Regions from separate parts of the Homo sapiens genome. Here region 2 is linked to region 1. Evidence: chromatin loops called from intact Hi-C (ENCODE). Cell type or tissue: psoas muscle. All regions are shown on one strand. Each heading gives the region's core, and the rest is flanking DNA. Links, peaks and the distances in the headings are about the cores only. Region 1 overlaps UBE2G2 (ubiquitin conjugating enzyme E2 G2). Region 2 overlaps TSPEAR (thrombospondin type laminin G domain and EAR repeats).

Region 1 (2,803 bases), core at 154-2,653:
GGATGTGAGACACGGGGTCACAAAGGAGACCATTTTGAGCTTTAAGATTTAATGACTGCCCAGCCGGATTTCGGACTTGCATGGGGGCCTGTAGCCCTTTGTTTTGGCCAATTTCTTCCATTGGTAATGGGAGTATTTATCCAATGCCTGTATTTCCATTGTATCTTGAAAGTAACTAACTTGCTTTTGATTTTACAGGCTGCTAGGCAGAGGGGACTTACCTTGTCAGAGATGAGACTTTGGACTTGGACTTTTGAGTTAATGACGAAATGAGTTAAGACTTTGGGGGCCTTGCTGGGAAGGCATGATTTGTTTTGAAATGGAATGGTTTTGAAAGGAACATGAGATTTGGGAGGGGTAGGGGGAGAAATGACATGGTTTGGCTTTGTGTCCCTACCCGAATCTCACCTTGACTTGTAATCCCCAAAGTGTTGAGCGAGGAACCTGGTAGGAGGTGACTGGATCATGGGGGCAGTTTCCCTCATGCTGTTCTCGTGATAGCGAGTTCTCAGGAGACATGATGGTTCTATAAGTGTGTGGCAAGTTCTTCCTTGGCTTGCTCTTCTCTCTCCTACCGCCTTGAGAAGAGGTCTGTTTCCCTTTCTGCCATGACTATAAGTTTCCTGAGGCCTCGTCAGTTATGCAGAACTGTGAGTCAACTAAACCTCTTTCCTTTATAATTACCCAGTCTCAGGTAGTATCTTTATGGCAGTATAAGAACGGACTAATGTACCGATTAACCGTTTAATGAACCCACAACCTTGGGTAGAACAAGGCCTACCCAAGGAAAAATTATTTCACTCAAAATACCACTAACACCTGCTGAGAAGCCCTGATCCAGGAAACAGAGGTCCTGAAGAGACCTAAGTGCTGTCACAAGGGTGTGCTGACACCCAGCAGTGAGAGAAGGCAGAGTGGCAAGGAGGGGCCAGCAAGGCAGGCCAAAGGCAAGTGCTGGCCCCAAGGGCCAAGTGCATTAAACATTTCAGGGGTGGGTGGGAACTGAATGTGAATGAGGTCAAGTACCAAGCCGACTAAGACCTTGGATTTCACAAGCCACACCCTGATGTTCTCCCTTTGTGTCTCTTCATGTGGAGTAGATCAGGAGAAATAACCACAGAACCTAATTTGCTAGGCTTCCTACACCCAGTCATCTAAAATCTAGTCCCATTCTTGTGTCTCAAGCCAAACCGCCTAATTATAAGAAAAAAATAACAGATTACGGCAGATAGACTGTAAACTGCTAAGCAGGTGGGGTGCGGGAGAAACACAATGTCAGTGGGCAACTAAGTAGAGGCCTGGCAGCAGAACACACAAAAGCTTTACAAATCACCTTCGTGGGACCATGAAGAAGAGCTCGTACCAAAGAGAGCTGGCTTTATTCTTCATCTGGAGTTCCCCTTTGGCACTCCCCTGCGTGACACCCTCCCTTAGGGAGGGGAAAGGGTGGTCTAAAAACTGCAGCTCCAGACCTGCTCCTGGCAATGCAGGCTCAGCACAGAGACCTGCCCGGGTGTGCGCTGGCCTTCCCGCCAGCTTTGTTATTCAACAGTGGCCTCTACTGGTCAATAAAGAAGTGCAGCAAATGAGTTCAGAGGCTGGAGGGAATGGTTCAGGGCACTTATTTTTTCCATTTTGTTTTTTGCTTCCAAAGCATATACACGCGTACACAAAATAATATACAGTTTCATGTTTACTGATAAGAAACAAGTTCAAAAAAAGAGACGAATCTTGGTATCAGGGAAATTTTCAGAGGCCATTCCTTGCCACTTAAAATAGTGGCTTAACAAATAGCTACCACACAAAGTGAAATATAACCTTTGACCCAGCAATTCCATTTCTAGGAATCCATCCCACAGATAACATTGGTGAAGATAAAAAATGTATACACAGGCTATTCATTTCAGGACTATTTGTAAAAACAAAAAGAAATTAAAAAGAACTTGAGTGTCTATCAACAGAGGACCAGTCAAATTATGATACATATACCAGTGGGGTACTTTGCAGCTATAAATACCTCTACATGCTAGTACAGAACAAACTTCAGGACATATTACATGAAAAAAAAGAAGGTGGAGAAAAGTGTGTGACTAGGGCCTTTAAGAGGTAATTAAAATTAATGTGGTCATTAGGGTGGACCTTAATCCAATCTGACTAATATCCTTTTAAGAAGAGATGAGGACACAGGCATAGAGGACAGAGCCTCAGAAGAAACCAGCCCTGCCCTATCCTTGATCTTGGACTTCCAGCCTCCAGGACTATGAGGAAATACATTTCTGTTGTTTAAGCCGTGCCCAGCCTGTGTGGTAGAGCAGCCCTAGCAAACACAGTGCTGAAACAACTGCACTGCCATTTACAAATAATTTACAAATAAACCTTGGCCTTTATCTCATACCATATGGAAAACTTTGATATGGATCCCAAACCTAAATACAAGAGCTGAAACTATAAAACATCTAGAAGAAATCATAGGAGAAAATCCTACTGCCACCTGATGTTTGGCAGTTATTTCTTAAATATAACACAATAGCAAGAAATATTTTAAAAGTCAATAATTGAATTTCATCGAAATAATAAAAACCCTTCTTTTTTTGTTTTTTTTTTTTTTTGAGACGGAGTCTCGCTCTGTCACCCAGGCTGGAGTGCAGTGGCGTGATCTCGGCTCACTGCAAGCTCCACCTCCCAAGTTCACGCCATTCTCCTGCCTCAGCCTCCTGAGTAGCTGGGACTACAGGGGTCCGCCACCATGCCCAGCTAATTTTTTGTATTTTTAGTAGAGAGGGGGTTTCACCGTGTTAGCCCG
Region 2 (2,803 bases), core at 30-2,529, 170 kb before region 1:
CTCTATTTCCTTATTGAATAAAAATTTAGTTCTGTTATTTTATACTTTTTTAAATTAGAGAGAATGGCTTATTGAAGTCTCAAACTCTTACTGTAGAACTGGAACTGTCTATTTCTTTCTTCAAATCTGTCCATTTTTGTTTCATATACATTGGTGATCTGATGATAAACATGTATATATTTATAATTGATATATCTTATTGATGGATGGACATTAATCACTACATAATGTCCTGTGGGCCCAGCCCCCGCCGATCAGTCTGCTCCAGCTTCTGTATGACAGTGGCTTCCTCATCAGGCTCCTTTCCTGGCCTATGGCTGGCCCCTCCCCAGTAGGGCCATCATGTCCCCAGGTAACATCCACGTGGCCCCCTGGGCAGCACATATCATTCCTCAGTTGCTCTCACTAGAAGCCAATACTTCAGGCCCCACTTCCTAAGGTCTGGAAAATTATGGCAGCCTAATAAAACAAGCTGATAAATTTAAGACTGGTATTATTTCTCTCCCAGTTGTTTGAGAATATTCAGCAGGGAAAGTATTTGGGTCTGTAGTTGGCTCTGTAGGAAAGCTTTTGATGTTAGATTCAAGTTATTTAATCAATATGGGATATTTGTATTTTTGTTCCTTTTGTGTGGATTCGGTGTCTTGACAAATATAGACAGTTGTGTCTCCACCAACGCAATCAATACATAGACTCCTCTCATCATCCCATACATTTCCCTCATGGCCATTTGTAGTCATTCCACATCCCCATCCTAGTCCCTGGCAGCCACTGACATTTTTTTTGGTCCCTTTACAATTACCTTTTCCAAAATGTTATATGCATGGAACCCCATGGTGCTTAGTATTTTGCCATATAACATAAGACTTAAATAGACCCTTCCCTAAAGAGCAGGTACAGATGGCAAATAAATACATGAAAACATGCTCCACATCATGAGTCATCAGGGCAATACAAACTTAAACCCCAAAGGACTCTCTCTGTATAGCTGTGTTGACTAAAGTAACAACACATCTGCTGTGCAGGACTGGCAAGAATGTGGGGCTTTGCTGATACGTTTGAGCTTAAACCTCCCATCTCATTTTGGTTTTTGCTTACGCAAGGAATCTACTCCCTTTTATCTCCTTGCTTTACTGCTTTTGGATCTAGTGTTTTGAGATTTTTTATGCCCCCATCTTCCCCTCACTGTATTAGTTCCTTGGGCTGCCACATCAAATGTCACCAAAAAAGTGACTTATAAGAGTGGAAATTTATTATCTCGCAGTTCTTAGGGCCAGGCACCTGAAATGAAGATATCCACAGGGCCATGCTTTCTCTTAGCTCCAAGGGAGACTCTGTCCTTGCTGCTTCTAGTTTCTGGTGCTCCCAGCAAACCTTGGCGTCCCTTGGCTTATAGCTGCCTCATGACAATCTTTGCCTTGGCTGTCATACGCCGTCTTCCCTTTGTGTGTGTGTTTGAACTTCCTTCTCCTTTCTCTGATAAAGACATTAGTCATTGGATTTAAGGTTCACTATAACCCGGTATGACCTCATTTTAACTAATTTCATCTACAAAGACCCTATTTCTATGTAAGGTCACATTGTGAGTGACATGGTTTGGTTGTATGGCCCTGCCAAATCTCATGTTGAAATGTGATCTCCACTGTTGGAGGTGGGGCCTTGGGGGAGCTATTTGACTCATGGGAGCGGATCTCTCATGACTTAGTAGTGCTGTCCTTGTGATAGTGAGGGAGTTCTGGCAAGATCTGGTTAAGCGTGTAGCACCTCCCATCCCCCACTCTCTTTCTCTTGCTACTCTTTTGCCATGTGACATGCCCACTCCCCCTTCACCTTCCACCATGAGCAAAGCCCCCTGAGGCCTCCCCAGAAGCTGAGCAGATGCCAGCGCCATGTTTCCTGTACAACCTGCAGAACCATGAGCCAACTAAACTTTCGTCTTATAAATTACCCAGTCTCAAATATTTCTTTATAGCAATGCGAGACCAGCTTAACACAGTGAGGTTCTGGGTGGATATGACTTTTGGGGAGGCAAGATTCAACCCACTACACTCATCTACTTCCTCCTGAGTTGTATATTCTTTCATTACTCTAGTGGAGATTACAACATGAATCTATGACTTTTTAAAGTCTAATGTAAATTAGATCTTATATTATTTCCCAGATAGTATAGTGTACTAAGACTGCTTTAACTTCATGTAGCCCCCTCCTGAATTTTGTGATCTTCTTGCCATGTATTTCATTTCTATAAATATTTTACAACTTCTAAGACATCTTATACAGTAAATATTCATTTAGATTTCCCCATGTTGTCCTCCTTTTGTTACACTTCATTTCCTTTTCGACTTCTTGCTTCCATCTGTGATCATTTTCATTCTGCCTAATTATCTTTTTATTTTCTGTAGTGCAGATCCTACTGGTGACACAACCTCTCAGCATCCAGAGAACATCATTTTCCTGTCCTCATTTTTGAGGATCTTCTTCCCAGGTGTAGAATTCTAGCTTGGTGCTTCTTTTCTTTCAGACAGTAAATATATCATTCCATCATCCTCTGGCTGCCATCATTTCTACTGAGAAGTCATCTGTAAATGCTATTGTTGCTTCTTTAAAGGTAATATTTCTTTTTTTTTCCCTTGGCTGTTTTTAAATTTTTCTCTGTCTTTGGATTTCAGCCCCAATATGCACAGGCATGGTTTCCTTTGTATTCACCTTGCTAAACATTCTTAAATGCTTTTTGCATCTATGGGTTAATGTTTTTCATCACTTTAAACTTCTTGTCTATTAAACCTTCAAATATTTTACTACC

Evidence for each region. A loop is a pair of places that touch in the nucleus more often than their neighbours do. Peaks named below come from ENCODE experiments on the same cell type or tissue, not always from the same donor. Only the 100,000 strongest peaks of a DNase experiment are listed, where the experiment ranks them.
Region 2: it touches region 1 in a loop (4-fold over the local background); 7 of 110 quality-filtered maps call a loop at or near these places.

Annotation. Positions count from the first base shown.
Region 1 is chr21:44,791,944-44,794,746 of GRCh38, forward strand. All of the region lies in intron 1 of UBE2G2 (ubiquitin conjugating enzyme E2 G2), which reads right to left. Among named protein-coding and RNA genes, the nearest start is that of UBE2G2, 8.5 kb to the right of the region's middle. RefSeq lists an enhancer at 1,265-1,354. In psoas muscle, for the core only: a CTCF peak has its summit at 1,565 (motif pointing left); a DNase peak (open chromatin) is centred at 1,498; H3K27ac peaks cover 793 bases.
Region 2 is chr21:44,621,198-44,624,000 of GRCh38, forward strand. All of the region lies in intron 1 of TSPEAR (thrombospondin type laminin G domain and EAR repeats), which reads right to left. Among named protein-coding and RNA genes, the nearest start is that of KRTAP10-9, 4.5 kb to the right of the region's middle. In psoas muscle, for the core only: no CTCF peak of the experiment used is centred there; no DNase peak of the experiment used is centred there.